Regions from separate parts of the Homo sapiens genome. Here region 1 is linked to region 2. Evidence: chromatin loops called from intact Hi-C (ENCODE). Cell type or tissue: sigmoid colon. All regions are shown on one strand. Links, peaks and the distances in the headings refer to the core of each region. The heading gives the core; the rest is flanking DNA. Region 1 has its middle 120 kb from the start of VASH1. Region 2 has its middle 160 kb from the start of ESRRB.

Region 1 (15,989 bases), core at 2,963-10,962, 110 kb after region 2:
ACAGATCTGGGTATAAATTCTGGCTCCATGACTTAGCAAGTTTTTGATTCCTAACCTCTTTAAACCTCTGTTTCCTCATTTGCAAAATGGGATCATATGCCACACAAAGGATGCCAGGAGATTAAGTGAGGTTCTATTTACAAAGAGATTAAGTGAGGTTCTATCTACATCAGCCAGGCACAGAGTAAAGGCTTCCTCTACCTGGGAGACAGCATCTAGACAAGGAAGAGCACAGAATCCAAAAAAGAAAATTCTGAGTTCTAGTCCTAACTCTGCTGCCAATCGCTTATATGGCCTTGCCACCAGTCTGTATAAGCCCTTCAGCACTGGGGATGGAGAGAGGAGAACAGTGTTAAGAACACATTCATTCTCCATTCCACTAGCTTCTCCGAGTCCTGACTGAGGATTCAGTAACATCTGGCCCAGGGGCCAAAGGCAGCCCGCTACCTGTTTGTGCAAAGTCCACGAGCTAAAGCTGGTTTTTACATTATTAAATGGTTGAAAATATCAAAAGAGAATAATATTTTGTACTGTGAAAATTATATGAAATTCCAATGTCATCGTCCATAAATTAAGTTTTATTGAAACACAGGCCAGGCGCGGTGGCTCACGCCTGTAATCTCAGCACTTTGGGAGGCAGAGATGGGCGGATCATCTGAGGTCAGGAGTTTGAGACCAACCTGGCCAACATGGTGAAACCCCGTCTCTACTAAAAATACAAAAATTAGCCAGGTGTGGTGGTGGGCAGCTGTAATCCTAGCTACTCGGGAGGCTGAGGCAGGAGAATCATTTGAACCCGGGAGACAGAGGTTGCAGTGAGTCGAGATCACACCACTGCACTCCAGCCTGGATGACAAGAGTGAGACTCCATCTCAGACAAAAAGAAAGCCCTACCCATTTGTTTATGTATTGCCTATGGCTGCTTTCCCGATATAGTCAGAATAGAGTTGTTGCAACTAAGACCATATGGCCTGCAAAGGATAAATTACTTAATATCTGGCCCTTTAACAGAAAAAGTTTGCAGACTCCTGGGTTAGATCATCAGAAGAAACATACTTGTCTGCTGTTCTCTTAGCTGCCCACAGAAAAGTATTCAGTGTGTTAAGATTAAATCTTATGTCCTTAACTTTTACAGGGGTTCATAAGAAACATCCATTTGATTGGAATTTCTGTGTCTTTTGCAATAAATGTTTCCTTGAATTTTATGCCAGCAAATAAGATGGTCTTCAATTGACCTTATATGCATTATTTTATTATCCCACTATGTAACTGGCATATTGTAAGTAGCCTATAGACTAATTTTAGTTATTTTAGTGATATTAACAGACAAGAATTCTTAATTTTAATGATATGTACTTATCTGTGTCATTATCCTCTATTTGTGGTTAGTGATGGTGGTTTTCCGTTTACAAAAATATCAAGTTTTTAAGATTTTTAAATTAAATTGAATAATTGTATTGATTTTTTAAAATGTCAAGTAAGTAACAATTTTGCTAGAACCACAGGAAAGGCAAAAATGTTACAGTTGTTCAAGAATGATGGAAGTTTAGGAATAACATATTGGACAATAGGAACATGTTTTCCTCTTTACCATGGTTGCTGGGAAGCTCAGGATTAAAGGCAGTGGCATTTTACAATAGTATCCACAGTTCTGTAATTTACCTCATTGGACTTCTTTGCAGCTGCCTTTAATAGAGCACTGACCACATCGTGTGGTTTCTGTTGGCTCGTGTGACTATCTGCCAAAGGAAACCGGAGCCGGACTCACCAGGCCAGAACTTGGGAGACCCATTGGGTTGACCTGTTCCATTTCTTCTCTGCCTGTTCCTCTTGAACCCACCAACATCTGGCTCTCACTTCTTTCCAAAAACTATTCCCACAAAGGTCATTAATTACCTCACAGGGCCAAATACAATGGCTTCCTTCCAGTTCTCAATCCATGGGGCCTCTGCTCAGCACTTGACTATGTTTATATATGGGTTATTACACAGCTCATTTATAAATTATTACATAGGCTACTATAGTAAGCTAGTAATATCCCCATCCACTCAAGTGCTCAAGGCACAAGTTGCTACCTCCTTCCTCTGCCCGCCCCCTTCCTGCCAAGCTCTTGACCAGCGCTGTCCTTCCTTCCACTGACATATTTCTCAGCCTTCTCTGCCCCTCTTAGGGCTTTATGGCCCTTGAGACCTTTCCGTTGCTTCCCTAGGTGTGACATTCATGTCCCTGTCTTCACTTGCACCCACACCAGTTAACATGGTTAACTTTCTAAACCATGAGCGGGCAGGTTAAGGTCAAACTAAAATGGGCCAAGTCCAGCCCCCTCCACCACCTGTTTTTGTAAGTGGTTATGTTTAGCATGTATCTTCAACTCTCCTCTTTGTACACAAAGCCTAAAATCTTTACTGTCTGGTCCTGTCCAGCAAAAGCTTGCCAACCCTGTTATGAACCCAGAAGTGGCTGCTGTCCTGCTTCTCCTTGCGTACCCCAGACTTCCCTACACATTAGCATCCCCTGAAGGGACTGAGGAAATGCAGATTTCTGGGCCCCAGCAGCTAGAGATTCTGATTCAGTGGGTCTGGGGTGAAGCCTGCAATGTTCCCACACCCCAAATCGTTCTAATGTAGGTGGCCCAAGGTCCACACTTTGGGAAATTCTGCTGTAATCGCAGAGCCAGCCTGAAGTCCCTGAAACATCATGGGTACTGGCCAGCGAGGGCCAGTGCTCTGCGCTCCCTGTTCTGTCTGCCTGGAAAGCCTTGGAAAACGCCTTTCTCCTCTGCAAAAGTCGTGTCCTCTTCCCAGACCTCCCACTCCCATACCAGACAAGCATTGTCACCTTCTCCTCTCCTGCTCCATAAAGCACCTGTCCCTCTACAACCCTGATGATGTGCTTGTGTGTCTGTCTCAGTAGCCAGACTGGGAGCTCTTCCAAGATGACATCATTTCACTGCCCCCAGCCCTTGCATAGAAGGCCTTAAATCAATATTTGGTGAATCAATGAATGAACAGATGGACTTGCTCCAAATTGCTGCATAAAGCAATGCAAAGTCAGGACTGAGTCCAAACACTGGGATCCCCTGTCGGGTAACCTCCAGGCTGAGCCATCAGTTGCTGGAGCACAGTGGTTCAGAGCAGAGCTGGCCTGGGTGTGAATCTAGCTCTGTACTTTGCTAGCTCTGTGACCTTGGGCAGCTTATACAAGCCTGATTACATCACCTCTAAAATGAGAAAGATGATGTTAATAGCACTTACCTCACAGAGTTGCTCTGAGGTTTAAATGAAGTAATCCATGGAAAGCTCTTCAGCACATAGGAAGCATTTAATACATGTTAATTATGGTTTTATTCTGTCATATCTCTTTGTCCACGCCAGGCATGTGCCAAGGTGGAGCCTGACAGGAAGCCTCAGCCTTTCTATAGTGAGGGCACAGCAGGGACTACTCAGACTCAAGTCTCGGGGTCAGCCAACCCCATCTCTCTCTTGTCACTGGGATTCTACTGGAAATCGCCAGCTGTGGGAAGTCCTGCCAGGTGGCCCAGGACCCTGGAAATAGGCAGATCTTAGAGTTCAGCTACTAAAGCTCCTGCTCCCTCCTCCCAGCCCAACTCAAGAAACCTACCCCGCAGCACCTTATTCTTTGGTCACCAGCCAGGAGGGTCAAGGTAGAATTGCTTCAGGAGACAGATGACACCGAGTAGGCTGGAGGATGTGGTAAGGGCTGGGCTACACGGAGGATGCTGGCAGCAATGAGTAGCACCAATACTGAATGTTAATTGAGCCCTAATCAGTAAGCACTCTCCTGGGGCAAATGTGACCAACCCCAGGGAGAGAGTTTGATGGAGATACAACAGGAACTCCAGTGGACCACAGAGTGGACCTGCCACACGCAGACAGCAACAGCGCCCGCATCCTTATGTGGCAAATCCAGGACAGGGGCTTCCAAAGCAGGAAGTCCTCTGGGGTTGTGGAGATAAGATTACAGACCCATCTGCAACAGCTGAGGTGAGGTGATGGGGTCACTGTCTCAGAGCCCATGGGACTACAGAATCAGAAAGAAGAGTAATGTTTGGTCTAATATGCTTTTTCTTTCTTTTCTTTTCTTTTCTTTTTTTTTTTTTTTTTTTGGGACAGACTTTCATTCTTGTTGTCCAGGCTGGATGGAGTGCAGTGGCTGATCTCGACTCACTGCAACCTCTGCCTCCCAGGTTCAAGTGATTCTCATGCCTCAGCCTCCCGAGTAGCTGGGATTACAGATGCCCGCCACCATGCCTGGCTAAATTTTTTTGCATTTTTAGTAGAGACAGGGTTTCACCATGTTGGCCAGGCTGGTCTCAAACTTCTGACCTCAGGCAATCTGCCCGCCTCGACCTCCCAAAGTGCTAGGATTATAGGCATGAGCCACCACGCCTGGGCAACTCTTTTTAAACCATTCCTCAATTGCACAAACCAAAAACCTAGGAATTGGCCTTGACAACTGTCTCTCACTTAATCCCCCCAACCTGATCCTTCTTCATAGAGCACCGCCATTTTTATCTTCTAAGGATCTCTGCCATCAAGCCATCCCGATTCCCAATCTTGCTTACCCTCTTCAATTTCTTTTTCTTTTTCCATTGCACATAATACTTTGCAATGTATTTACTTATTTATTATACTTACTGTCTATCTCCCTTCTCACTAAACCTGGCATGTAGTAGATGCTCAATAAAGATTCGAGGACTGATTCTGCATGACCACCTTCTCCCGTCTGAATGATAGCACTAGCCTCCTGTCTGGCCTACTGCTGCCTACTCTGGTTCATCTTCAATCCATTGCCCAGAACGGTGCTTTCTCAAAATGCAAATCTGGTCATGTGTCAGCTTTGTGCCACCCACCCCTGCATGCACAGACATCAGACACATCAATGGCTTTCCACAGATTCAGGGTAAAGCCTCATCCCCCTAATGTGGCCCACAAGGTCCTCCTTTGCCTTCTCCTGCCCTCCTCTCTGGCTTCTGCTGCTCCCCACCTCCTCACTGTCTCTGCCCCAGACCCACTGGCATCCTTTTGCCACAGTCACGCCCACCAAACTGCCTGAGCCCATGAAGTTCCCGTGCAGTTTCCTGTGCATGGGTGGCTCTTCCCTGCCTTCGGATTCCAGCTCCAGCAGCCTTCCCTGACATGGCTCTCCACCCTCATTAGGTCAACTCTTCCCATCCCAGGATCTCAGATGCCATTTGTGACTTCTCCATGGAGCTCGTCATGGTTGCATCTTTAGACTGGTACATGGGCTGTTTGGAAGCGTCTTTCTTCCTGACCACACTGAGAGCTCCATGAAGGAAGGACTGTCTTCGTTGCTCACTATTTTAGCCCCAGTTCCTAGTGGCGTGCCAAGCACCTAACAGGCACTCAATAAACATGTGTTGATTAAATGAAATAAGTGAGGAAACCCAGGCCCAAAGAGCCCAGGTGACTTGCTCACCGTGACACAGCTTGGAGATGGCCACTGCAACACAGAGTTCAGGGCTCTGCCAGAATTCATGCCACTTCTCTTTGGCAGGGCAGAGACAAGGGTCCCCCAGCCAGTGGGGAGCCCTCGCTGGCCAGTACAACCAGACAGGGGGATGGAACCTGGGCCTGCCTTGGGTCTTCTCTGGGAAAACAGCTCCAAGCCGGGAAGACAGAAGGTTGATATTCCCACGCTAAATTCCCCTCGTGGCCATTATAATTCACATCCTGCATATTGAAGGCTCTGAAAAGTCCCCAGGTCAAAAAGAAACTTTCACAGTAATAAACAGAAGATTTCCTTTTCCCAGAGGGAAATGTTTCTGCACAAACAGAAGCAGGTCTCCCTGAAGGTCAGCTCCAGGCACAACCAAGCGGACACTCATTTTTCCTAAGAACATTTATCAAAGACCTACTCAGTGCTAGACATTACAAAGCACCAGGGAAGCTGCAGAGAGGAGGATGGGCAAGGCCTCACCCTCAGAGGGTTGCATATAAAAGGCACTGTTCCCCCGGGAACATCCCAGGAGGGAAAATGCCAAACGTGAAACCAAGGAAACACTGAAACAACCATCTAGCCACGGAGGGACCTCACAGTGAGTGCAATGAAAAGGAGATGCAGGCTGTGGCTGTTTGGGCTGGGCTCTCTGAGGACGTGACTACACGGCTGACAGCTTGTGGCAATGGGGCCAGTGTGACCAGAAGGCCAGGGTCTGATGGTCCAAGCTCCTAGCAAGCCCACCCTTCTGTTGCGAATATGCTCAAGAAAAACTCGAGTCCCCTCCGACGCACTTCCACGTGCCTCTCGGCAACCATCCGTGCAGAGAAACCGCAGGTGTGCCAGGTGATGACCTAGGGACGGTGACTTGGGGACTCCTTGTTGTAAAATGTCAAGCACTTTGGTCCTGAATGCCAAAGCACACACACAAAACACTGTCCCCCTTCCTTGGCCTAATCTCAAAAGCCAAGCAAGATCCGTGTCTAAACTCTCATTGAACGCGCTAAAATGTTTCTGAAGAGCACAGGAATTACTTAAATGAAAAATAATTGTTGAGGAGCCATTATTATTATTCAAGATGTGTCAAATGACATTGAAGTGTTCTATTTAATGTGTGGTCATTACTATCATCTTTTAGAGAACATGAAAATAAGCGTTCGTCTGATTACCTGAATGCCCACACCTATTTTCCTCCTAATGTCTTATGACCATCCACCTGGAATTCTCCAACCTTGGGAGCTTTCAAGAACACAGCCCTCACAGCTGAGGCAGGGGAGGCCATCAGCACACAGGTCCTGGATGGGTCGGAGGCTGCTGAAATATCTAAGTTCCTGCAATGATTTCAGAGCATGCTGCTCAAATGGAGGTGCTTTCTTAGCAAGCAATCTCTCTATTTCTTGTGGGAAGATGAGGAGAAAATCGGCTGTTGGGTCCGGGATCCCAGCTGGCAGCTCACCCAGACTGACCCCCACCAGGGGAGCATGGAGCATTTCCCAACAGGGAAAGGACTGCGGGGCGCCGAGGGCCCCAAGCCGCAGAAACATGAGGCTTGCCTGACCCCTTGTGGTGTGAGGCTCTCAAAGCCCGCTCCTTGCTGTTCAGACAGAAGGGGCAAAGACTGGATTCATTGTGACTGTGAGTGCTTGTCGTGGATTGAATGACACCCCTCAAAAGGTATGTTCCCCCAATGTGACCTTATCTGGAAAAAGGGCCTTTGCAGATGTAATTAAGGATCGTAAAATGAGAGCATCCTGGATTACCCAGGTGGGCCCTAAATCCAATGACAATTGCCCCTTATAATCCACAGAAAAAGAAAAGCCACAGACATACAGAGCAGAAGTCCACGTGAAGATAGGCAGAAAAGGGAGTTACACAGCTACAAGCCAAGGAGTGCCGAGGCCCCGGCAGCCAAAAGAGGCTGGGAGAGAAGACATATCTGCTGTTTGAAGGCACTAGGTTTGGGGTCATTTGTTATGGCGTGCTAGGAAACTTCAATATGGGATCAAGGGATAGGAGGACTCAAAGCCAGGGGCTTCCAAAGCCTGGTCTGTGGAGAGAGTGCATCAGAACCACCTGGTGCACTTGATTCCTTGATTCTGATTCAGAGTCCCTACGGTGGGGCTCTGGAATTGTACATTTTACAAGCTAGCCCTAGTCAATTTTTCTGTACACCCAGTTCTGGGAGCTGCTGTTCCAACCAACTCAGTGATAACCTTTGTAGCAGTTATTAGTGCTGTTCACCGAATAGCTCTATCTCTTTACCTTCTAAGCACAGGATACGATTGCGCTTCCTGCCCTGCTGTGGGCAGATGGGGTCAAGGGACTAGTTTTGACCAATGGCTTGTGGGAGAAGTGCTGTGTGTTAAATACGAGCTGAACTGTAATTGCCAGTGCAAGACCCCCCACCCCAGAGCTCTCTTCGCTGCAGTATTTGGGGTGGTGGCTGCTCTACTAGCCTGGACCCCTGAGGGACTGAGTAGAATCCGCCTACCCACCTGTGATGCACACACACCCGGGGCTTTTAAAGCCTCTGAAATGCCAGGTTGGTTGTTACTGCAGCATAACCTAGTCTATCCTGACTGATTGAAATATGGGAATGTTTTGTTTCAACTTCAAGTCACCCGCTAGAACCTAACTTGGATACAGACACATTTTTTAAGCTTTGCAAACAATTTGCTTAACAAGATTCAGGCTCATCATAGCAGCCACTTTTCATATTATGGGGGTCACTGAATTGAACAAAATCAGTATTAACACCCAAGCAACTCCAGAGCTTGTTTTTCTTGCTATTTTATTAATTCGCTAAAACTAATCATTTTCTAACTAATATCAGACTTTACTGTGCATACAAATTACCTCGAGATCTTGTTAAAATGCACAGTGTTACAATTCAGAAGGTCTAGGATGAGGTTCTGCCTTAGTCAGTTTGGGCTACTATAACAGATACCACAGACTGTGTGGCTGAAACAACACTTATTTCTAATGGTTCTGGAAGCTGGGAAGTCCAAGATCAAGGTGCTAGCAGATTCCATATCTGGAGAGGGCCTGCTTCCTGGCTTATAGGCAGCCACCCTCTTGCTGTATCCTCATGTGGCAGAGAACAGAGATCATCTCTCTCATGTCTCCTCTTATAAGGGAACTAATCCCATTCTGAGGATCCCACCCTCATGACCTAATCACCTCCCAAAGACCCCAACTTCAAACACCATCATATTGGGGATTCAGGCTTCAACATAGAAATCCTGGCTGGAGGCGGGGCACAAACTTTCAGTCCACAGCAGACTCATTCTATAGCTCTAACCAGTTCTGGGGTGATGCCAGTTCTGCTGGTCTGTGGACCACACTTTGAATAGCAAGATTTTAGGTAATGCTTTTCTACAAAATAAATTATTGAACTAATGGGTAAGTTAATTTCATAACATCCATAATTATAATAAACTACATCTGTAAAGCCATCTCTAGTTTCACATGTATTCAACTTAAGCCTCATAATGGCCCTGTCTGTGAGTGAAAGCAAGCAGATTTTTTTTTTTTTTTTTTTTTTTTTTTTTGAGATGGAGTCTCATTCTGTCACCCAGGCTGGAATGCAGTGGCGTGATCTCGGTTCACTACTGCCTCCACCTCCCAGGTTCAAGCGATTCTCCTGCTTCTGAGTAGCTGGGACTACAGGTGCCTGCCACCACACCCGGCTAATTTTTGTGTTTTGGGGGTTTTTTGGGGTTTTTGTTTGAGATGGAGTCTCACTCTGTCACCAGGCTGGAGTGCAGTGGTGTGATCTTGGCTCATTGCAACCTCTGCCTCCCAGATTCAAGCGATTCTCCTGTCTCAGCCTCCTGAGTAGTTGGGACTACTGGTGTGCGCCACCATGCCCAGCTAATTTTTTTGTGTTTTTAGTAGAGACGAGGTTTCGCCATGTTGGCCAGGCTGGTCTCGAACTCCTGACCTCAAGTGATCCACCTGCCTTGGCCTCCCAAATTGCTGGGATTACAGGCGTGAGACACCGTGCCTAGCCGAAAGCAAGCATATATTCTTATCCCTACTTTGCAGATGATAAAAATAAAAGCTGAGAGAGCTTGAGACTCCCTGAGGGTCATCTTGTTCGGTAATGTCAAGGATTAGACTAGAAAACAAATCTTGTCTATGCTCTACCACTGCCTAATAACAGTCCCCAAGATTTCATCAGTGTTTGAATGCCCAGCAAGATTCTAAACATGGTGTGTGTGTGTCTCATTGGAAACCACCTCAAATCCAAATGCTGTGGTCACTTTCAACCTAGCCTCTCAGTAGCACCCTGCACTTTGGCTTTGGGATGGCCTCCTACATGGAGGAAACATTGCCACCTAGTGGACTTCCAGAGCATCAACTCTTAGGACGCTGAGTCTGGGTTACATCTTGGGTTACATCTTTCTAACTTTGGCCTTCATAGCTCTGGTTCTTCCAGTCAACACAAATGCTAGACTCTACATAAGAGATGCAGATGTAGCACTGTCATGGCCTTTGCTTCTAGGAGCTCTTGAGGTAGGTGCAGAGACAAGATTTTTTTACACGAAATAATTAGTTCCTTGTTCAAATTTCGTGATCAGAGGACATGGTTAAGTTCTAACCTTTAGTAGTTGTGTGATCTTGGGCAAGGCGCGTGACCTCTTTCATCCTCCATTTCTTCATCTACAAAGAGAAGATACAATAGTCTTGCCTCACTGGGTCATTGGGATGAAGACGAGAGATTCGTATTAAAAACCAGCAGGGCCTGGGAATGGAGATGTTACGGGGAATGGAGGTTATGATTTCTAGATGGCACCAAGATTTTGAGCCTGGTTGACAGGAACAATGATGATTCCATGGGGAGAGATAAGGTGGACAGCTATTTGAGGTAAAAGATGGCAAGTTTAGATTTACCTATGAGTCTAAAATGTCACTGGGACAGATGTGGGACAATATCCAAAGCAGTTGGAAGGGGCTGTGGAATGAAGACCCAGGTTTGGAAAGGCAGGAGAGTACAGTGGTCAGGTGCATGGGTGTGGGGCCCAACAGCGCGGGTTTCACTCTCAACTTCACTGCTTCCCAGCTGTGTGACCTCCAGCAAGTTGTTTAACCTCTCTGTGTCTTGGACTGGTCACCTATAAAATGCAAATAACAGGGCCGGGTGTGGTGGCTCATGCCTGTAACCCCAGCACTTTGGGAGGCTGAGGTGGGTAGATCACTTGAGGTCAGGAGTTCGAGACCAGCCTGGCCAACATGGTGAAACCCCGTCTCTACTAAAAATACAAAAATTAGCTAGTTATGGAGGCACACACCTAAAGCCCCAGCTACTCAGCAGGCTAAGGCTGGAGAATCACTTGAATCCAGGAGACGGAGGTTGCAGGGAGCGGAGATCATGCCATTGCACTCCAGGCTGAGTGACAGAAAGACTCTGTCTCAAAAAAAAAAAAAAGCAAATAACAATGGTTGCTGTGAGAATGACATGAGTTAGCATAGCTACATTAATATCTATTAGGTACTTTCTGTAACTTTTGCCTGAGTCAGGCTTGAGTGCACAGGTTGGAGGGGAGGGGGTCAAGTGTATGAGTTGATTATGAACTGTTTATATATTCACTGGAATATAGGCTCCAGGAGGGCAGGAGCTTCTATGGTTTATTTCTATCTCCTGGTGCAGCACAGATGCTTAATAAGTAGTCATTGAATAAATGAGTGAATGAATGAATGAATTAATTGACACAGGCCTAGTGAAGAGTGGAGTCAGGAGAGGCTGAAAGGGAAACCAGTAGACTGGGCCTTGCATGTGACCCAGAGGTAGAGGCTGAAGGCCACTCTCCAACCGTGCTCTTTTTAGAAGTGTGAGATGGAAAGGACTAGGTTAGTGGTTCTCAACCCAGGCAATGTCTGGAGAGAGACATCTCTGGTTTTCGCAATTGGTGGGTATAGGGAAAGTAATCCTGGCATCTAGCAGATGGGGGACATGGTTGTGGTTAAACATCCTACAATGCCCAGGACACCCCCCAAAACAGAAAATGATCTATCCCCAAATATCAACAGTGCTGAGCCTTAGGTGTCTAAAAGATCATTCTTTTATAACTTTTTAAACTGTTACATAATAGTTGTGCAAATTTTGGAAGTACATGTGATATTTTGACACATGTACACAATGTAATGGTCAAATCAGAGTAATTGAGCTATTACCTCAAACATTCATCTTTTTTGTTAGGGACATTGCAATTATTCTAGCCATTTTGAAAATACAATAAATTAGTGTTAACTATAATTTCCCTACCGTACTATGGAATACTAGGTCTTATTTTTATGATCTAACTGTATTTCCAAAAGATGATTCTAATCCCTGCTGTGTTTCTTAATAGTTCTGTGGCCTTATCAGCCAAATCCTTGATTTCCCTGAGTTTGTTTCCTTATCTGTAAAATGGGAACATGAGTACCAGCGCTATTCATATTGTGGATACGTGGTGAAGAACAGAATACTGTGTTCTTGGCACCTGCCACATGGTGAGTCCATGTTCAATCCTACTATTACTCTAGTTATTGCTCTCATGCTAAGATGCACAACAAAATAAAGCCTCATCTTCTGGGACTATGGATTCTACTAAGGAGCTTGACAGTGTCACTTTGAAAAGATCAAATGCACTCACTCTTAGCTCCCACCATCCTACACACAAAAGCAATTCTGCTAATAGTGGTCTTGCACCTCCTTTCATCTATCCTGAGGATATGGACGTTGGTGTAGTGTTGAGAATGACCCTGGAGTTGCCACTAGCACTAAAACAGGCTGAGGCTGCTCTACTTATAATCAGTTCATAATCAACTCATAAACTTGACCCCTCCCCTCCACCCATGCACTCAGGCCTGACCCAGGCAAAAGTTACAGGGCTGAGTCTTCCATCAACTACACGCCATGCAGTACCCAAGAAAGTGCACACTTATGGGGATTATGGTGAGGAAGAAAGCAGTCACCATCCTTGCTGGACTTCCATCACTCCATTAGCAGAATTTAAGTAGCCGTTATGCCCCAGGCCTCCCCTGGTCACATGTCTTCCCCTTCCCCACACACCACAGGAGTGTTACCAATTTTAACCTAAACCCATCTGGGTGAAGATGCTTGGGGAGAGGGAAATTGGAGTGAGAGGCAGCACACGTTGTGATGGGCTTGAACAGGTTCTAGAAGAGGCATGACATGAATATTGCCAAACATGGCCAAAGGCTTATAAAAGACCTGGCTTTGCAGCAAAGAAAACAAAAGTCTGGGTAAAAGATTGTGAAGGCTGCATCTACTTAGACATTGCTGTTCATGAGTGTGCAGATGGATGGCCTGGCATGCACATGTTGTGCACACTGAGCTTCCAGCTCCCCTGAACGCACCCACACAACACTCGCTAACACTCAGGGCTGAATCCCAGCTGTCAGCATGGCATCTCTACCCAACATGTGGCCTTTTTTCCTCTCTGGACTGCTCCAGCCTCAGCTGAGAGATGATTCTGGCCTGATAACTACAGCTTTGTTTTGTGAAAACAGAGACGCAAGCATCAGTTCCTTCTTCTGCCCAGAGGTCTCAAGGAGTTTGGACAGGGGTATCATGGGGGCAGGGAACACAGGGAAAAAGAGAGAGCGGGGAGGAAATGAGGAACAGGTAAGAAATGCATTGCTGTTGAAAAAAAGAGCTCTCTTCAGCCAATAATAACAGCTGAGGTTGTCTGAGCACTTACTTTCTCCCAGGCACTGTGCTAAACACGTTTGTTACTCAGTCCTCAGACACTCCCATGAGTTCAGTTTAAGAATTCCCATTCCACAGAACATGGAAAGGGTGCTCCAACAATTATGTTGCTGCAGATTAGCTCATTCTCAATCTAACCAATAAACATGACCCTAGGGTAGAATGTAAAGTGATTTAAATGGAACACCTGCCTTACAGAAGATCCTTTCCACTCAGCATTTGGGAGGGGAGAGGATTTTTTTATTCAATTTGGATGGCTAATTAGTTATCACAATGACTGAGGAATGGGAAGGTGCCACTGGCATTTAGCGGAAGAAGTCCAGGATGCTAAAAACATCCTATGCTCTAGAGAACAATGCTCTAGTCAAGAAACATGAGAACTGTATGCCCCTTGGCTCCCCTATCTCTATAGTGTGGACATCACCTGCCTCATCAGCTTATAATGAGGATTGAATGACTCACCATCTGGAAGGTACCAGTTCCCACAATTTAGCAGAAGCTGTCAGTGCCCCAACCATACCCTTTGGCTATGTACTGTTTCTGAGCAGGCTGGCCTGACCTCCACCAGCCAGCATCTGTATCTCCCTTTCCACAAGTTTTTCTGGCCATGAAAGCACACCAGAACCTCCCATCACGAGACAAACTCAAGGCAGCCTGGGGCCCTCCACCAGTGGCTGGTGGGAGTTGGTGTATAAACACGCAGCTACCTCACTCTTTGGAGAGACAGAGCTGAGACTCATGTTCTGCACTGTTTACAGAGTTCCCCAGTAGGATTAAACTCCAGTTTCCTACAGTGGTAACCAGCTTCCTTTCCTTCTCTCTCAAGCTCACCACTCTCTATGGTGCTCTCTGGGACCATTTCCCAGTTAAACCATTTGCTTACAAATCCCTGTCTCTGAGTTGCTCCTCAGGAAGCTGAATCTAAGACACACAGTGAACAGTGAACTGTGACCCCCTTACTTCTGTGCCCTGGTTAGTTTGTATGTTTTTTTTCAACCTAGAGCGCCCATTATGTGTGTGTCTTCTTGTGCAGGTCTGCTCATTTTAATAACTGTGTACTGTGAATTATGTTGGTTCCTCTCTCTGGCTCGTTAGCAACATTATTGAAAATTGGGTAGGGAGGGCAGCCCAGGAAACCTCACAAACAGGAGGTGATTCTTTCCCAGACAATGCAGGCACTGCCATTTCTGCTTTGGGACTGAGAAACTCCCCCACCCCCAGCCCCCACCAGCCAGGAAGAAGAGTGGATCCTTGTGGTACAACAGCAAAAGGGACGTGCAGGTCCCAGGAAGCTCAGAGAGCTATGTTTGGGGAGGCCTCTGTCTGACCTCACATAAGCAACAGAGCTGTACTGCCCAAATAGTCCCTCCTGAACACAGCAGGGCTAGAAGCTGGCTTGGGAGAACATCAGAAGAGGATGAGGGCCCTGCCCTTGAGAAAGGAACCAAAGCACTACTAACTAAAGGGACAATCAAGCAACTGTGCAACCCAAAACCCATAGTTCACAATGAACAGCACAGCTGCATTTAGGCAGTGCTGGTTTCAAAGCTGGTCCTTTGCCTGTTTTTTTGTTTTTGTTTTTGTTTTTGTTTGAGAAAGGGTATGGCTCTGTCACCCAGGCTGGAGTGCAGTGGTGCAATCTCATCTCCCTGCAACCTCTGCCTGCCGGACTCAAGCGATCCTCCCACCTCAGACTCCTGAGTGGCTGGGACTACAGGCGCACACCACCATGCCCAGCTAATTTTTTTGTCGAGATGGGGTTTCGCTGTGTTGCTCAGGCTGGTCTCAAACTCCTAGGCTCAAGCAATCCTCCTACCTCGGCCTGCCAAACTGCTGCAATGGTCCTTTGCCTCTCGAATTTGTGCCTAATTTACTTTCATTCCCACCCCTAGAGCTGTTTTATGTCTTCCAAGTTTATGCCCTTCATGGGGAAGTGAAGCCACATCCAAATGGTTGGGGAAATGTCCTGAAGAGCTGAATATCTGCCACCTCACCTGCATGGCTCTCGTGCTCGCAGCCAGGCTGCAGGACTCCAAAGCCACCCCTGGGAACCTCTGAGCCCTTGTTGCCTATGATGTGCGGTGGACACTTAAGGAAATTGCCAAGGGACAAATCTGGTCACCTCACATCGACCTGCTTTGCTATATAATCCATCGGCTCCAGGCCTGCCCTGCACTTACCCTCAACGAGTCCGTGAGCAAGACACCTCAACTGCTAAAGTCTCACATTCTGCAAGTGCAAAGTAGGATTCTTTTTTTTTTTTTTTTGAGATGGAGTTTTGCTTTTGTTGCCCGGGCTGGAGTGCAGTGGCATGATCACCGCTTACTGCAACCTCTGCCTCCCAGGCTCATGCAATTCTCGTACCTCAGCCTCCCAAGTAGCTGGGATTACAGGCGTGTGCCACCACACCCGGCTAATTTTTTTTTTTTTTTTTTAGTAGAGACGGGGTTTCACCATGTTGGCCAGGCTGGTCTCGAACTCCTGATCTCACGTGATCCGCCCACCTCGGCCTCCCAAAGTAAGATTCTAATCATAACCACTCCTTAGCGTCATTTTGAGGATTAAATGAGATAATATACAGAAGCAGCAGACATGAGTTCCTGATGTGTAGGATCCAACTAATAAACATTAGCCAGGAGTAAGAAATAGTTTGAGCAGCAATGGTCACAGCAGCAACAGAATGGTAGGGGTAGTTAAGAGCTTGGAATCGGCTGCTTTCCTGTATCCTCTCTAGTAGCTGGCACAAACTCTGCACAAAGTGCACACTCAATAAATATTTGCATGAAAGCAT
Region 2 (15,989 bases), core at 5,100-13,099:
TCCCTCTATTGCCCAGGCTGGAGAGCAGTGGCACAATCTCGGCTCATTGCAACCTACACCTCCCGGATTTAAGCGATTCTCCTGCCTCAGACTCCAGAGTAGCTGGGATTACAGGCGCCCGCCACCACACCCAGCTAATTTTTGTATTTTTAGTAGAGATGGGGTTTCACCATGTTGGCCAGGCTGGTCTTGAACTCCTGACCTCAAGTGATCCACCCGCCTCGGCCTCCCAGAGTGCTGGGATTACAGGTGTGAGCCACCACACACACTGCCCTTGCTTGGATTTTGACAAAAGCTTTCTAAATTTCTCTTCTCCCCCGTCCTTCCTCCTCTTCACATCCAGATTCTGTCCTCGGGTGCTTTGGCCCCTCCTTTGCTGGCCTGGCTCTTCCTTTCTGACACTTGTTTCGGCAGGGGCAGCCACCGCCTTTCCCTGAACATCCTGTCCCCTTCCTGCTCCTACAGTTCTGCCCACCTGGAATATCTTGCATATCTTCCTGTCAAATTCTGCCAGTCCCTCCAGATAGCTCCAGTGATCTTCCCCTCACATTAGTTATGTAGACTAGAGTCACAAGCCCCAAATCGCAGTGGCTTAAACAGGAAGGTTCCTTTCTCCCTTACAGTACCCGTGCGTCGTGTATGGTGGCACAGGTTGGGTGGGTCTCTGCTCTAGCTCATCCTCCAGGGAGATACAGGCTAGGAGGCTCCCTATCTAGAAGGTAGCCAGTGAGCACTGTCCATTCCACCGGAAAGAGGAGTGGAAGCCATGTGTTATGGTCTGAATCCCTTGTCCATGACTGGTTCAAGGACCAGGCTGGGCCCATGTTAGCCAGAGAGCTGTGAGAGTGGCTTGCTTGGGGCTTACGGAAAAGTGACTTCTTCACCCTTTTTTTTTTTTTTTTTTTGAGATGGAGTTTCACTCTTGTTGCCCAGGCTGGAGTGCAATGGTGCGATCTCAGCTCACCGCAACCTCCACCTCCCAGGTTCAAGCAATTCTCCTGTCTCAGCCTCCCGAGTAGCTGGGGTTACAGGCATGTGCCACCATGCCTGGCTAATTTTGTATTTTTAGTAGAGATGGGGTTTCTCCATGTTGGTCAGGCTGGTCTCGAACTCCTGACCTCAGGTGATCTGCCTGCCTCGGTCTCCCAAAGTGCTGGGATTACAGGTGCGAGTCGCCACGCCCGGCCTGACTTCTTCAGTCTTAACCAGAGAACCACACAAAGCCAGCCGGCTCACCCACAGGAAGCACACTAGCAGGCATGTATTTGTTTCCTGAGACTTCTGTAACAAATTGCCACAGACTGGGTGGCTTAAAATAACAGAAATGTATTCTCTTACAGTCCTGGAGACCAGAAGTCCAACATCGAAGTCCTGGCAGGGCTGTGCTCCCTCTGAAGGCCCAAGGGGTGACTCCTTCCTTCCCTTCCACCTTCTGCTGGCTCCAGGCAATCCTCAGTTGTGGAGGCATCACTTCCTCCTCTGCCTCTGTCTTCCTGCAGCCTTCTCCTCTGCGCCTGTGTCTCCTGTCTGTTACAGTGACACTTACCATTGGATGTAGGGCCCACCCAGTCAATCTAGGATGATCTCATCTCAAAATCCTTAATACAGCTGCAAAGACACTTTTTTTCAAATAAGATCAAGTTCACAGGTTCCAGGGCATGGGCCTATCTTTTGGTGGCCACCATTCAACTCACTACAAGGTGGCAATCTTGAGGAAAGCCAGCCTTGGGAAGGTACTAACATGACGGAGAGGACAGGGTCAAAAAAATGGCAAAGAGATTAAGCCAGGGCCTTGATCATTCTGTGCCTGAAGCTAACCCCACCTGTCTAATTCCTACGTGTGAGATAAGTTGTTCAAAGCAGGTTTTCTGTTACACCTGCTTCCAGCTTTGGCCACCTGTGTATCTCCCCATCTCTTCAGTATTTTTCTGTACACTAACCTGGACTTAGCTTTCTTGTCCGGTAGACTGGTTCTTCAGGTCACAGGCATCTGCCGTACAGCACACACTAATTTCTGGCGATAATTATCTCTTGGGTTTCCCACCCTCTCCTCCTTGTGTCACCCTGGCTAAATGACACACGCAGATTTCATTGACCAGCCATGAACCTCACCTTCATGGAGACCGACGATGTGATCGGGTTTCCGCTTCTGCTGATCTCACCTCGCCCAGCAGCAGGCCCGGGCCTGCCCCCTTGCCCCTCTGGTCTGCGTCTCCCATTCATCACGCCTGTGTTTATAGCCTTTCAGCCGAGCCCCATCCCTGAGACGGTCCCTGTCTGTGCCAATTTAAATTAATTTTGCCAGTCAGATTTCATGAGACACTGAATCAAAGGCTTTTCTAAAATCAAAAAGCACTAAATCTTCAGTGGACCCTCTTCCCACTAATATTACAAGTTAGTTAGAATAAAAAAGCATTATGGTTTCCCGGCATGACTTCTGTGTAAACCTGCCAGTTCCGTTTATGGCTCAGGTCTCTGTTGCCCTCCAGCTGCTTACTGGATTTTCTACTTGTAAAATTTATCGTAAATTTTTAATCATAAAATTTGTTCTATGGCTTGCCTACAAACGGAACTTACGGCTTCCCTGGAGGGAAATTGCTGGAATCGGTTTTCTTCTTGTTTTTTGAGTCCCACGTTTTTCCCTCTCTAGCCATCTCCCTGTTTGCCGTCGCTTTTTGAAAGTAGGTGTCAAGAGTTTCTTAAGTTCATTAGCTAATTCTGCCAAGACCTTTCGGTTTGCATGCCATAGGGCCCCTTGATTTATGTATCTCTCTAGCATTTAATTTTTCTAAGTGACCCTTTACCTGTTTTTTATTATGACTTACTAATTGCACCCATTTCCTAACTTTATTTTTCTTATTAAAGACAGGTTTTAATAGGTAGTTCATTTCTCAGCCACTTAAAGACCCTGATTAATTTTACTAGCCTCCTGGTCACTCAGGAATAGATCACCTTTCTTGCTAATATTTCTTTGTCCCTGACCTGACAGGTCTGGATTCTGTGCTTGAGGGGCAGGCTGATGCATGGCTAAATGCATGGGCTCCAGTTCAAATCCTGCCTTCACCACTTTTTGTTTTTTTACCCAAGACAGGGTCTTGTCTGTTGCCCAGGCTGGAGTGCAGTGGTGTGATCTCGGCTCACTGCAACCTCCGCCTCCCAGGTTCAAGCGATTCTCCTGCCTCAGCCTCTGGAGTAGCTGGGATTACAGGCATGTGCCACCACGCCTGGCTAATTTTTGTATTTTTAGTAGAGATGGGGTTTCACCATGTTGGCCAGGCTGGTCTTGAACTCCTGACCTCGTGATCCACCCACCTTGGCCTCCCAAAGTGCTGGGATTACAGGCATGAACCACCATGCTCAGCAACCTTCACCACTTCTTAGACATATGATGTTACTTAAACTCCCTGTGCCTTAGTTTCCTCATCTATAGGAGGATAATAGAACCTCCTTTAAAACCTCATGGCAGTGAGACACGGCATATAGACTAGGTTCTGGCACACAGGAAGTACTTAGTAAATGTTAACTATGCTTATTTGGGGGAGAAACTTTTTTCTATCTAAATGTTCTCATGTAATTCATTAATTTATGAGCAACTTGTATGTTTATAGCATTGGGCCAGGTTGAAGAGGGGATGATTACAGAGCTGAATACTATTACCTGGTCTCTGCCCACATGGAGCTCTCATCCTGGTGAGAGATAGCCAAGCAAACAACTGCCTATAATTCCAAGCAGAATGAAAGAGATGCTTGAACAGATAAAAAGCAAAGCTCAGGGAGACTCAGCAGGAAGAAAGTTTCATTCTCCGGAGGCATTGGAGAAAATGTCATGAAAAAGAAGCCTGAGTTTTAAAGGACAAATGGGGTTTGGGTTGCAGAAAAACAGGAAGAATGAGCATTGCAAGGTGAGGGACTGACCTGGGCAAAGCCTTGGAGGTGTGGGCACGTTGGGTATTTGGGGCATCCTCCAGCCTGGTGTGGCTGGAGAATAGTGTCTTGGGGAAATGAGTCAGGGGAATCAGGGAAAGGGCTGAAAATGCACTTTGGGTCAGTAGTTGTTTGAGCCCCGTGCTGTAGGGCAGTCTTTTTCAAAGTGTGGTCCCTGCACCAGCTACATCAGCATCCCCTGGGAGCTTGCTAGAATATGAAAGCAAATTCCCAGGTCCTGCCCCAGTCCTACTGAATCAAAAGCTCTGAAGGTGGGTCCTAGTCACTGTGTACAGGGCCCCCAAGCCCTGTCTGATTCCCATTTATACCCAAGTTTAAGGACACTGCTGTTGCTAGTGGTGGGCTATGAGACTGACCATTAACACAAACTTTGAAGAATGCGTGATCCCCTGTGTTTATTAGATATGACATTTGGCTGCATTTAATGGAAATCCAAATGCAGTCACTGAACCAATTATAGGCTTAGTTTCCTTTTGTACCAAGAGTCCTGAGGACAGTCGTCCAGAGCTGGTGCAACAACTCGAGGAAGTCATCGAAACCCAGGCTCTGTCTAACTCTCTCAGCAGGCGACCTTCATTCTCATGTCTATAGGATGGCTGCTGCACCTCCAGGTTTTGCTACCATGCTACAGGCAGAAAGAATGAGGGAACAGCAAAGAGAGAATGGCTCATGCTAGCTGACCCTGTTCCCATTTATACTTGCTGGAAATCCTCCTGGATAGTAGTCTCCCTGGGCTAGGCGCGGTGCTCATGCCTGTAATCCCAGCACTTTGGGAGGCCAAGGCAGGCGGATCACTTCAGGTCAGGAGTTCAAGACCAGCCTGGCCAACATGGTGAAACCCTGTCTCTACTAAAAATACAAAAATTAGCTGGGGATGGTGGTGTGTGCCTGTAGTCTCAGCTACTCAAGAGGCTGAAGCACAAGAATTGCCTTAACCGGGGAGGCAGAGATTACAGTGAGCTGAGATTGCACCACTGCACTCTAGCCTGGGTGACAGAGTGATACTCTGTCTCAAAAAAAAAAAAAAAAAAAAAAGGAATCTCCCTGGAAGCACCATCCTGTAGCTTATTTCTCCTTAATTAAAACTAGTTCACAGCCGGGCACTCATAATCCCAGCACTTTGGGAGGCTGAGGTGGGTGGATCACCTGACATCAGGAGTTCAGACCAGCCTGGCCAACGTGGTGAAACCCCGTCTCTACTAAAAATACAAAAAATTAGCCGGGTGTGGTGGCACACGCCTGTAATCCCAGCTACTTGGGAGGCTGAGGCAGCACAATCGCTTGAACCCAGGAGGCGGAGGTTGCAATGAGCCGAGATTTCGCCACTGCACTCCAGCTTGGGCAACAAGAGCGAAACTAAAAAACTAGTTCACATGGTCACTCTAGGTACAGAGAGGTATGAAGGTATTTTTAATGGGATAAATTGGAGTCCTAAATAAAATCAGTGTTGTTAGTTGGGAGGAAATGGAGAATAGACACCAGGTGAACAACAATCAGTGTCTGCCAAACCCCATTCCGAGGGTGCCGCAGGAAGGTACCTCTGGTGGACATGAACACTGGTTGGAGGAGGTTTGTAGAGTGGTTAAAAATTAAGCTCCAAAGCCAGACAGCTTGAATTTGAATCTGCTGCATGCAGCTATGAAATCCTGAGCAAATTATTTACTCTCTTGGCCTCAGTTTCCTCATCTGTAAAATGCAAATGCCTCATAAGGATTTTGTAAGGATTAAACTAGTAGACACATATAAAGCTCATGGAACAGAGTCGGGGTGTGAGCACTCAGTAAATATCTAGCAGTGAGGTGATACTATGGGAGGCTGTTGAATAAATCATTCAAGAAATGAGCCGAAATCATGCTACTGCACTCCAGCCTGGGCGAAAGAGTGAAACTCCGTCTCAAAAAAAAAAAAAAAAAAAAAAAAAAAGTCTTTCCAATTCCATGTTTCTTCCTTGGTTGCACAGCACTTCCCAATGTCCAGTGCCTTAATTCTAAGCCTTCAAAACAAGAAGAATTTCAGGGGCAAAGTGACAACTTTGAACTCTTGAGCCCATGGGAGCCCATTCTGGGGCACCTATCACTCAGGGGGACTGAGCTGGGGTCAGGTCTAGAGTTCTCTGAGCTTCTAAACCAGGGCTTCTCAACCTTGGCTACAGTCTAGAATCAGCCAAGAAATTTTAAAAAACATCCCAATGCCTGAGTCATATCCCAAACCCACTAAAGTAGATTCTTCCAGCCTGGGCAACACAGGGAGACGCCATCTCTACAGACGATTTTTTTTTTTTAATTAGCCAGGAGTGATGGCGCATGCCTGTGGTTCTGTGTCCGGAATTGGTGGGTTCTTGGTCTCACTGACTTCAAGAATGAAGACGCGGACCCTCGCGGCGAGTGTTACAGTTCTTAAGGTGGCGCGTCTGGAGTTTGTCCCTTCTGATGTTCACTTGTGTTCCGAGTTTCTTCCTCTGGTGGGTTCGTGGTCTCGCTGGCTCAGGAGTGAAGCTACAGACCTTGGCGGTGAGCGTTACAAGCTCATAAAAGCAGCGTGGACCGAAAGACTGAGCAGCAGCAAGATCTATTGCAAAGAGCAAAAGAACAAAGCTTCCACAGCGTGGAACGGTACCAGAGCATGTTGCCACTGCTAGCTCGGGCAGCCTGCTTTTATTCTCTTATCTGGCCACACCCACATCCTGCTGATTGGTAGAGCCAAGTGGTCTGTTTTGACAGGGTGCTGATTGGTGCGTTTACAATCCCTGAGCTAGATATAAAGGTTCTCCACGTCCCCATCAGATTAGTTAGATAGAGAGTATCTACACAAAGGTTCTCCAAGGCCCCATCAGAGCAGCTAAATACAGAGTGTCGATTGGTGCACTCACAAACCTTGAGCTAGACACAGGGTGTTGATTGGTGTGTTTACAAACCTTGAGCTAGATACAGAGTACCGATTGGTGTATTTACAATCCCTGAGCTAGACATAAAGGTTCTCCAAGGCCCCCCCAGACTCAGGAGCCCAAGTGGCTTCACCCAGTGGATCCCGCACCGGGGCTGCAGGTGGAGCTGCCTGCCAGTCCCGGTGCCCTACACCCACACTCCCCAGCCCCTGGGCGGTCGATGGGACTGGGCGCCATGGAGCAGGGGGCGGCGCTCGTCGGGGAGGCTCGGGCTGCACAGGAACCCACGGAGGCGGGGGAAGGCTCAGGCATGGCAGGCTTCAGTCCCGAGGGCTGCCCCGCGGGAAGGCAGCTAAGGCCCGGCGAGAAATCGAGCACAGCGCAGGTGGGCCGGTACTGCTGGGGGACCCAGTACACCCTCCGCAGCCGCTGGCCCAGATGCTAAGTCCCTCATTGCCCGGGGCCAGCAGGGCTGGCCGGCTGCTCCGAGTGCGGGGCCCGCCAAGCCCACGCCCACCCGGAACTCCAGCTGGCCCACAAGCGCTGCATGCAGCCCCGGTTCCCGCTCGCGCCTCTCCCTCCACACCTCCCAGCAAGCTGAGGGAGTGGGCTCCAGCCTTGGCCAGCCCAGAAAGGGGCTCCCACAGTGCAGTGGTGGGCTGAAGGGCTCCTCAAATGCTGCCAAAGTGAGAGCCCAGGCAGAGGAGGTGCCGAAAGCAAGCGAGGGCTCTGAGGACTGCCAGCACGCTGTCACCTCTCAGTTCCAGCTATTTAGGAGGCTAAGGTGGGAGGATCTACAGAACAGGAGCCTGAGAGGTCGAGGCTACAATGAGGCATGATCCTACCACTGCACTCCAGCCTGGGTGACAGAGCGAGACCCTGTCTAAATAATAATAACAATAATAATGTCAATTTTTGGGGGTAAGACCTGGGCATTGGTAGTTCTTAAAGCTTCCCAGGTGACGCCAATGTGCAGCCACAGTTGAAAACTACTAACTTAAACCAGCGGTAATCAAGCTTTGGCATGTATCAGAGTCACTTGGAGGGCTGGTTAAACCTGAAATTGCTGGCCTACTCAAGTTTCTAATTCAATAGGTCTGGGATAGTTTTACCCACTTCTACAGGGTCAGAGGATTGCATATCTAATGAGGTACCAGGTGCTGCTGCCGCTATGGGACCACACTTTGAGAACTTCTGCTCCTGACAGTTTCACCCAGGTCTCACTCAATCTGGGTGCTCATGGCACCCAGATATGATGTCTCTTCCTAGTCCGTATCCCCTCCCTTGTTGGAGGCCTCTCTAGAGCTCTATAGAGATTCTGTAGATACAGGAAGCAAGGACTTTAATAAAATAGGAGACACTAGGAAACTTGGCCCCAGATAACAGGGTTGATTATGGAATGAAAGGGCAGGGGGCAACATAGTTAATTAACTGGAATGTCTGTGTCACTTATTTAATATATCCTGTCAGTAGTAAGAGGTGATTTTCATCCTGTGACCGGCGGCACTGGTCTTGTAAATGGAGCAGCCAAGGGATACTGGCCACTTTGGGAAAATCTGCTTTCAATCAGACCGGGCATTTAATGACTGGGATTGTGGCCAAGCTGCTTGCTGTCTCTGAGTCTCAGTTTCCCACTCTAAAAAAAAATGAAGGTTAGAATAAGACTTGCTTTGTGGTATACTTGAGAGCATTACATTAGCATTTGAAAGTGCCTATGCAATAAACGGCAGCTATTCTCATTACTACGTTATTCTCCTTGGCACTGCTGCTGTCGGTGCCCCTTATGTAAAGATTCTCAGCACCAAAGTGTGCTTTCAGTTTAGTGCTGGGGAGATCATCTCTCATCCGACAGGTCACAGGCGGGGATGCTTTTTATTGGTTGATGGCAGCTACTGTATTTACCAGGGAAGCTCAGGGCTAAATCCTGTGAAGTTTTGACAATCACCTTCAGCTTAAGCTTTCTGGCATAATTCCCGCTCCCCTTGATCATGCAGCAGACGCTCCTTTCTTTACTTACTCCATCTCATTCATGCCACCAGCTAATCTTTTCTCCCACTGGCTTCTATGATTCCAGAAAGAAATCTGACTCTTTGCTGTGCCTGACTGGATGCCTACTCAGTCATGTTTGAAGGATGGATGTAGTCATCTAAGTGAATACGTGATCTAAAGTATTTTTTTGTCAAGGAGTGATTTAAAAATAATAAATTATTAAATATATGGGAAACATATAAAGGCTCTGGGTTCCACTGACCTCATTCATGAAGTGGAATCAATGCTACTACTTGGTGGAAAAAAAAGAACCTCCCTTCCCTTCCCTTCCCTCCCCTCCCCTCCCTTCCCCCTCCCTTCCTTTCCCTTCCCTTCTCTCCCCTCCCCTCCCCTCCCTTCCCTTTTCCTTCCCTTCTCTCCCCTCCCCTCCCCTCCCTTCCCTTTTCCTTCCCTTCTCTCCCCTCCCCTCCCCTCCCTTCCCTTTTCCTTCCCTTCCCTTTCTTTCCATTCCCTTTTCCTTCCCTGCCATTCCCTCCACTTTCCTCCCCTCCCCTCCCTCCCCCTTTCCTTCCCTTTCCTTCCCTCCCCTACCCTTTGCCTTCCCTCCCTTCCCCTCCCCTCCCCTTTGCCTTCCCTCCCTTCCCCTCCCCCTCCCTTCCCTTCCCTTTGCCTCCCCTCCCCTCCCCTTCCCTTTTCCCTCCCCTTCCCTTTTCCCTTCCTTTCCTTTCCTTCCCTTTCCCCTTCCCTTCACTTCCCTTTCCCCTTTCCTTTCCTTTCTTTTTTCCTTTCCTTTCTTTATTTTTTCCTTTCCTCTTCTTTCCTAACCTCTATAAGCCTGGATGTCCTCAGGTATAAACTGATATTGATGCTGTTTCCATTGCAGGTGCTTGTGAGACTGCCAGATATGGCATCTGTGTGCCCCACAGGGCACAGTGCCATTCCTTTTGGATGTTCAGTTGACTCTTGGTTCTTTCTCTTGCCTTCACCTTGCCTTATGAGGATTTAGATCCAACAACGCTATGGCTTTTGCAGAGCCAGGACTGAGAGGATCAAGACACCCCATCCATGACATTTAAGGAGGTCCTCACTCTCAGGATTGTGCAAGTGCATGGCCAGCCTCCGACAGGAAGTGCATCCTTAAGTTTTGCACCCTAAATATTTTGCTTGCAGTGCCCTAGTTCCCACCCTGGACTTCTGGGTGACTTTTTATGTATCTATACCCCCCACACTATTTAAATGGTGTCTCAGTCTGTTTTGTTAGTGGTGCCATAACAAAGTACCCGAGACTGGGTCATTTATAAAGAACAGAAATTTATTTCTCACAGTTCTGGAGAATGGGAAGTCCAACATCACGGCACCAGCAGGTAGACTAGTGAGAGTCTGGTCTCTGCTTCTAAGATGGTGCCTTGAATGCTGCATCCTCCAGAATGGAGGAACACTGTCCTCACACCGTGAAAGATAGAAGGGCAAGAAAAGGCTAACTCCCTCTGTCAAGCCCTTTCATAAGGTCACCCAATCTCATCCATGAGGGCAGAGCCTTCATGACTCAATCACTTCCCAAAGGCCACACTTTCCAATACAGTTGCACTGGGGATCAAGTTTCAACATGAATTTTGGAGAGGGCAAAAACATTCAAACCATAGCAAATGGCAATCATGAAACTGGCTTAGAATCCACTTTGGGGTTCTCAAACCTGCAGGAATCTAATTTTCAAATCCAATCAAAACAAGGGGCTGGGCTGGGCATGATGGCTCATACCTATCATCCCAGCACTTTGGGAGGCCGAGGCAGGTGGATCACCTGAAGTCAGGAGTTCAAGACCAGCCTGGACAACATGGTGCAAACCCATCTCTACTAAAAATACAAAAAAATTAGCCAGGCATGGTGGCGCACTCCTATACTCCCAGCTACTCGGGAGGCTGAGGCATGAGAATTGCTTGAACCCAGGAGGCAAAGGCTGCAGTGAGCTGAGATCGTGCCACTGCATTCCAGCCTGGGCAACAGTGCAAGACTCTGTCTAAAACAAACAAACAAAAAACAATGGGCTGTACTGATGCAAGGCTAGTATGCAAATACCCATGGGTGGAGCTGGATCTCTGTCCCGCAGATGCTGAAGGAAACAAGCCACACCTGTGCGTCCCATCTCAACAGAACTGGGCACCTGTCAAAATCCATCCGCTACTTAGCTTGTCAAGTTTTGACCTTCTCTGACCTCTATGAGGTAGGAAGAACAGTTAAGGTTCTCCCAGTTTAAGCAATTACAAAATGGAAAAATAAGTGATTTTCCTAAGGTCACCAAGTAAATTAGGTTTGAAGCCCAGGATAGACCAGTATTTCTCAAAGCATGGTCAGAGACACCTGGGGGTATGTGTCCAACTCCAGGTTTCCGGGCGTGGGCCATATCCTAGAACTCCCAAATCGGAGTTCCTGAAGGTAGGGCTGGAACTGGCATCTTATCAGGCTCCTGGGGCTTCTAGGGCACAGTGAAGTCTGCACAAGTCTGAGCTGCTGACACTTTCTGAATCTTGGTCCCATGTCCCCATCATGCCACATCTCTGAGTGTGCAGGAGGGACTGATGCTTTAGCCAAAGCATGACACACGTGCGATAGAAGATCTCAAGACAATTTCAGTTGGTATAAAGTTAAGTTCACTGGTATAGTAACTCAGCATTTATTTCCATAGGTATGGGGGAAAATGTAACTATCCGTTTAAGCACATGAGTTCATGAATTTTTGCATAGAACAAAGTTAAGTTTTTGAGAGCTGAGCTAATTTAAAGTTGATTTTAAGAAAATACGGTACCAAAATGTGGCAATAATTGTGCAAGTGATACAATAACGACTGAAGTTTGAGTGATTCTATGTCAGCAGCAGAAGCTGGGCTGGAAGGCAGGGCCTCTTCTAAAGGAGTTTTTAGAGCCCTGCAGAGACTGTCTACCTTTGTCCTTCAAACATTGTCAGCAGCCAGTACTTCTCATGATAAGTATTTATTATGACCATTGTTGTCATGCCAGGAGCCAGGGGGAGTGGAAATCTTTCCTCTGGGGAGAATGGGATGCCCTTTCTAACAGGTTAGGAGAACCCCAGACTCAAACTGTGTCCAAGCCTACAGACCAAGAAGCAGGCTGGGGACAAATGTCTCTCAAGTTTGGAAGGGGAGAGCTGTACACCCTTCTCACATCTTTCCCAGGTGCTCCAGGTGCCACCACTGCCCAAGGCAGTTCCTCACTCCGCTTCCCAAAGCACCACTGCGAATGGCCAGGTTGGCCAGGGGCTGAAGCAAAGAGAGGAGGGGCATTGTGCAAAGGAGAGATGACAAAGACAGAAAAAGAGAAGACAGCCAGAGAATGGAAGGCTGGGGGAGGGGAAGGACTGAAGGAGAAAGAAGAAAGTAAAGTGGGGGAAAAAAAGCATTTGTAAAATTAAAAGGCAGGGCCCCATCAGATGGGGTTGGGCAAGGAATGCATGTTACAGGCAGGAGTAATTGGTAATCGGAGCTGATGTGAAGAAGGGATGATTTATGGGAGCGTGCAGACAGGGGCGGAATAATTTTTGGAGCAGAACGGGGAACTTACTGAACGCCTGAAACTCAGCTACTTATCCACTCGTTCTTGTGATGAATTAGCTCTTGTTTAAAGTAACCGCGGCTCCATTTTTCATACTGATTACTACACTTGATATCTTTCTCTCTGTTTCCCTCTGACCACTGCCCCCTTACCAGGTTCTGGGTGCAGAGGCACTGGGTTTGTAGAAATTCGTCACCCCTCCTCCTTACTTCCCCCTCTCCCCCACCCTGCCCCACCCCCGTAGCAGCATTAACTCTAAATAGCCAAGTCTAAAACCCAGCCACTTGAAATATTGCACAGATTAGGAATGTGCAGAATTATTGAAGACTTTAGATGCAACATGGCCTGCTTATGCATCCCAAATGATTACAATTCCTTTGCCGATCTGATGTGGGAAGTGTCTTTCCAGGGCTGTCTACCACTGTGAAGTAGAGAACACACACCCCTTCCTAGCTGGGTGCAGCATTCCTTCCAAAGGTGGAAAGACCTCTGAGGATGCTGGCAAGCCCCGATGAGAGGGAAATTCAAGGTAAACATGTTCTTTCTATACCATATAGCGCTCCTTACCAACATTTTTTAAATATTAGTTTTAAATTTATAATATAAATGGCCGGGCATGATGGCTAGCACTTTGAAAGGCCAAGGCAGGAAGAGCACGTGAAGCCAGGAGTTCAAGACCAGCCTGGGCAACATAGAGAAACCCCATATGTAGAGACCCCATCTCTATAAAAAATAAAAATAAATAAACAAATGTATAGGCCGGGTGCGGTGGCTCACACCTGTAATCCCAGCACTTTGGGAGGCCAAGGCTGGCAGATCACGAGGTCAGGAGATCGAGACCATCCTGGTTAACAGGGTGAAACCCCATCTCTACTAAAAAAATACAAAAAAATTAGCTGCTCGCAGTGGTAGGCGCCTGTAGTCCCAGCTACTTGGGAGGCTGAGGCAGGAGAATGGCGTGAACCCAGGACGCGGAGCTTGCAGTGAGCCACTATACTCCAGCCCAGCCGACAGAGCGAGACTCCATCTCAAAAAAAAAAATTTATAATGTGCAGAAAGGGAGCAATACTAGGCATAGGTGTAGGTATACAAATATTACATCCTTTTATTATTTCTACCTTTTATTATGTATTTTTGTTGTTTTGTTATTTACATTTTTGTTATTGTTATTTTGTTATTATGTATTTTATTAAAAATACAACCTCAAACATTCCAGCTCCCACGCGGGTCTCAACACAAATTTCCCTTAAGAAGAAGGCTGATGAAAAAGTGATTAAAACAGGCCGGGCACGGTGGTTTATGCCTATAATCCCAGCAGTCTGGAAGGCCGAGGCAAGTTTGAGACCAGCCTGACCAACATGACGAAACCCCGTCTCTACTAAAATGCAAAAATTAGGCAGGCATGGTGTCACATGCCTATAATCCCAGCTACTCGGAGGCTGAGACATGAGAGTCACTTGAACCCAGGAGGCAGAGGTTGCAGTGAGCCGAGATTATGCCACTGCACTCCAGCCTGGGCAACAGAGCAAGACTCCATCTCAAAAAAAAAAAAAAAAGTTATTAAAACAATTTAAATATTCACAGAAGTTACTTGTGACTATCACAAAGGAAAAATATTTATTAAATGCTTGGAAAAAACTTCTAAGATACTCTTGACCTCTGTTTCCTTCCCCCACCATCAACTCTGAACCAAGAAACCACCCCAGGGCAGGCCGCTGGCTCTCAGTCAGGTTGCTGCAGACACTCGGGCAGGTTGTGCAAGGCAGTGGCCCCAGGTCCTCATGTCTTGTTAGTGCCCCCGTCCCTCCAGCTTGGCTGCCTCTATTTTTTTCTGCTGTCGGTCATAAGGACACTCATCTCACCCCTGGGCCTCACGATGCCCCCTCGATTTCTGTTTGCTTGCTGCCAGCACCTGCCTAGGTCTCTTGCATTCCTTGGGTGGCTCTGTCTCAGGCCCTGGGGTCTTTCCTGCCTCCGCAGATGCCTGGTTCTTCAGCTTCTTTTCAAAGTTTTCTAAACACCAAGGCCCCCTAGTTGTGGTCTTCGTTGCTTTTCTGGATCCTGACCCACCATGACCCTCAGGAACCTGCATGTGCCCCATCTCCAGCTGCTCTGCTGGCTCCGGACCCCTGCTCCTATCTTTAAAACCAGCCCCCCTGAGCTCCCTGGGGCTCAAGCCTATGCCTATGTGTTTGGCATCGTTTCGCTCACATCCAGATCCCGGCTCTTCTGGCCCTGGGTTCCCTTTCTCCCTGCCTTTATGATCTCCCTCGGCCTTGGAGGGACAGGAGGGAGGAAAGGAGAGCTGTGTTTCTAGTTCACAGAGAAAAGCTTTAGATTTGGAATTAGGACACTTAGAACCCAGTTGCAGCTTTGCCACTGATTCTAGGTGACAGGTTTCCCTCTTTGGACCTCAGTTTCCTCCTACAGAAAATGAAGAGATAGAGTGGCTGGTCACTAAGATCCTTTCCAGTGGCCAGGTGTGGTGGTTCATGCCTGTAGTCCCAGCACTTTGGGAGGTGGAGACAGGCGGATCACTTGAGGTTAGGAGCTCAAGGCCAGCCTAGCCAACATGGTGAAACCCCCTCTCTACTAGAATCTCAAAAATCAGCCGGGTATGGTGGCAGGAGCCTGTAATCCCAGCTACTCGGGAGGCTGAGGCACGAGAATTTCTTGAACCCAGGAGGCGGAGGTTGCAGTGAACAGAGATGGCACCACTGCAGTCCAGCCAGGGCAACAGAGCGAGACTCCGTCTCAAAAACAACAACAACAGGCCAAGCGTGGTTGCTCACGCCTGTAATCCTAGCACTTTGGGAGGCCGAGATGGGTGGATTGCCTGAGCTCAAGAATTCAAAATCAGTCTGGGCAACACGGTGAAACCCCACCTCTACTAAAATACAAAAAATTAGCCAGGCGTGGCGGCGTGCACCTGTAGCCCCAGCTACTCAGGAGGCTGAGACAGGAGAATCGCTTGAACCTGGGAGGCAGAGGTTGCAGTGAGCCAAGATCGCACCACTGCACTCCAGCCTGGGTGACATCTCAAAAACAGCAACAACAACAATAACAACAAATATCCTTTCCAGTGAATAGTTAAGAGCATTTGGTGTAGAGTTAGACCCAGGGTCAAATCCCATCTCTACCCTCACTGCGGATCTCTCTGAGCCTCTGTAATACCAACTTCCTGGGTTTTTATGAGGATTAAATGCAAGACTGAATACAAATTGCTTATTATAGTACCTGGCACATGGCGAACACTCAGTAGGTGTTAGCTGCTATCGTCATCATCATCATCGTCATCATTATTGTGTACCACTCTGTCATTGAGCTAATCCTAGAAGGTCTTTCCCGGTTGGCCTTTCATTTTGTTTTATATATTAAACTTTTTTTAAAAATGTATGTATGTACGTATGTATTTATTTATTGAGATGGAGTCTTGCTCTGTTGCCCAGGCAGGGGTGCAATGGTGCGATCTCGGCTCACTGCAACTTCTGCTTCCTGGGTATATATTGAACTTTTTAAAGTAGGGTCTTGGTCTTTAATCTGCCTCATCACACTTGCTGAACAAGGCCCACTCTCAGCAGTGGACAGCGATGGCTGGAGAAGGGAA

Evidence for each region. Hi-C counts contacts between places; a loop is a spot of excess contacts. Peaks named below come from ENCODE experiments on the same cell type or tissue, not always from the same donor. Only the 100,000 strongest peaks of a DNase experiment are listed, where the experiment ranks them.
Region 1: a loop joins it to region 2, with 3 times the contacts of the local background. A loop is called at or near these places in 1 of 110 quality-filtered maps.

Annotation. Positions count from the first base shown.
Region 1 is chr14:76,638,072-76,654,060 of GRCh38, forward strand. No RefSeq gene overlaps it. Among named protein-coding and RNA genes, the nearest start is that of VASH1, 120 kb to the right of the region's middle. RefSeq lists an enhancer at 9,655-9,949. In sigmoid colon, for the core only: CTCF peaks have their summits at 7,048 (motif pointing left) and 9,836 (motif pointing left); no DNase peak of the experiment used is centred there.
Region 2 is chr14:76,529,728-76,545,716 of GRCh38, forward strand. No RefSeq gene overlaps it. Among named protein-coding and RNA genes, the nearest start is that of ESRRB, 160 kb to the left of the region's middle. In sigmoid colon, for the core only: no CTCF peak of the experiment used is centred there; a DNase peak (open chromatin) is centred at 8,364; H3K4me3 peaks cover 485 bases.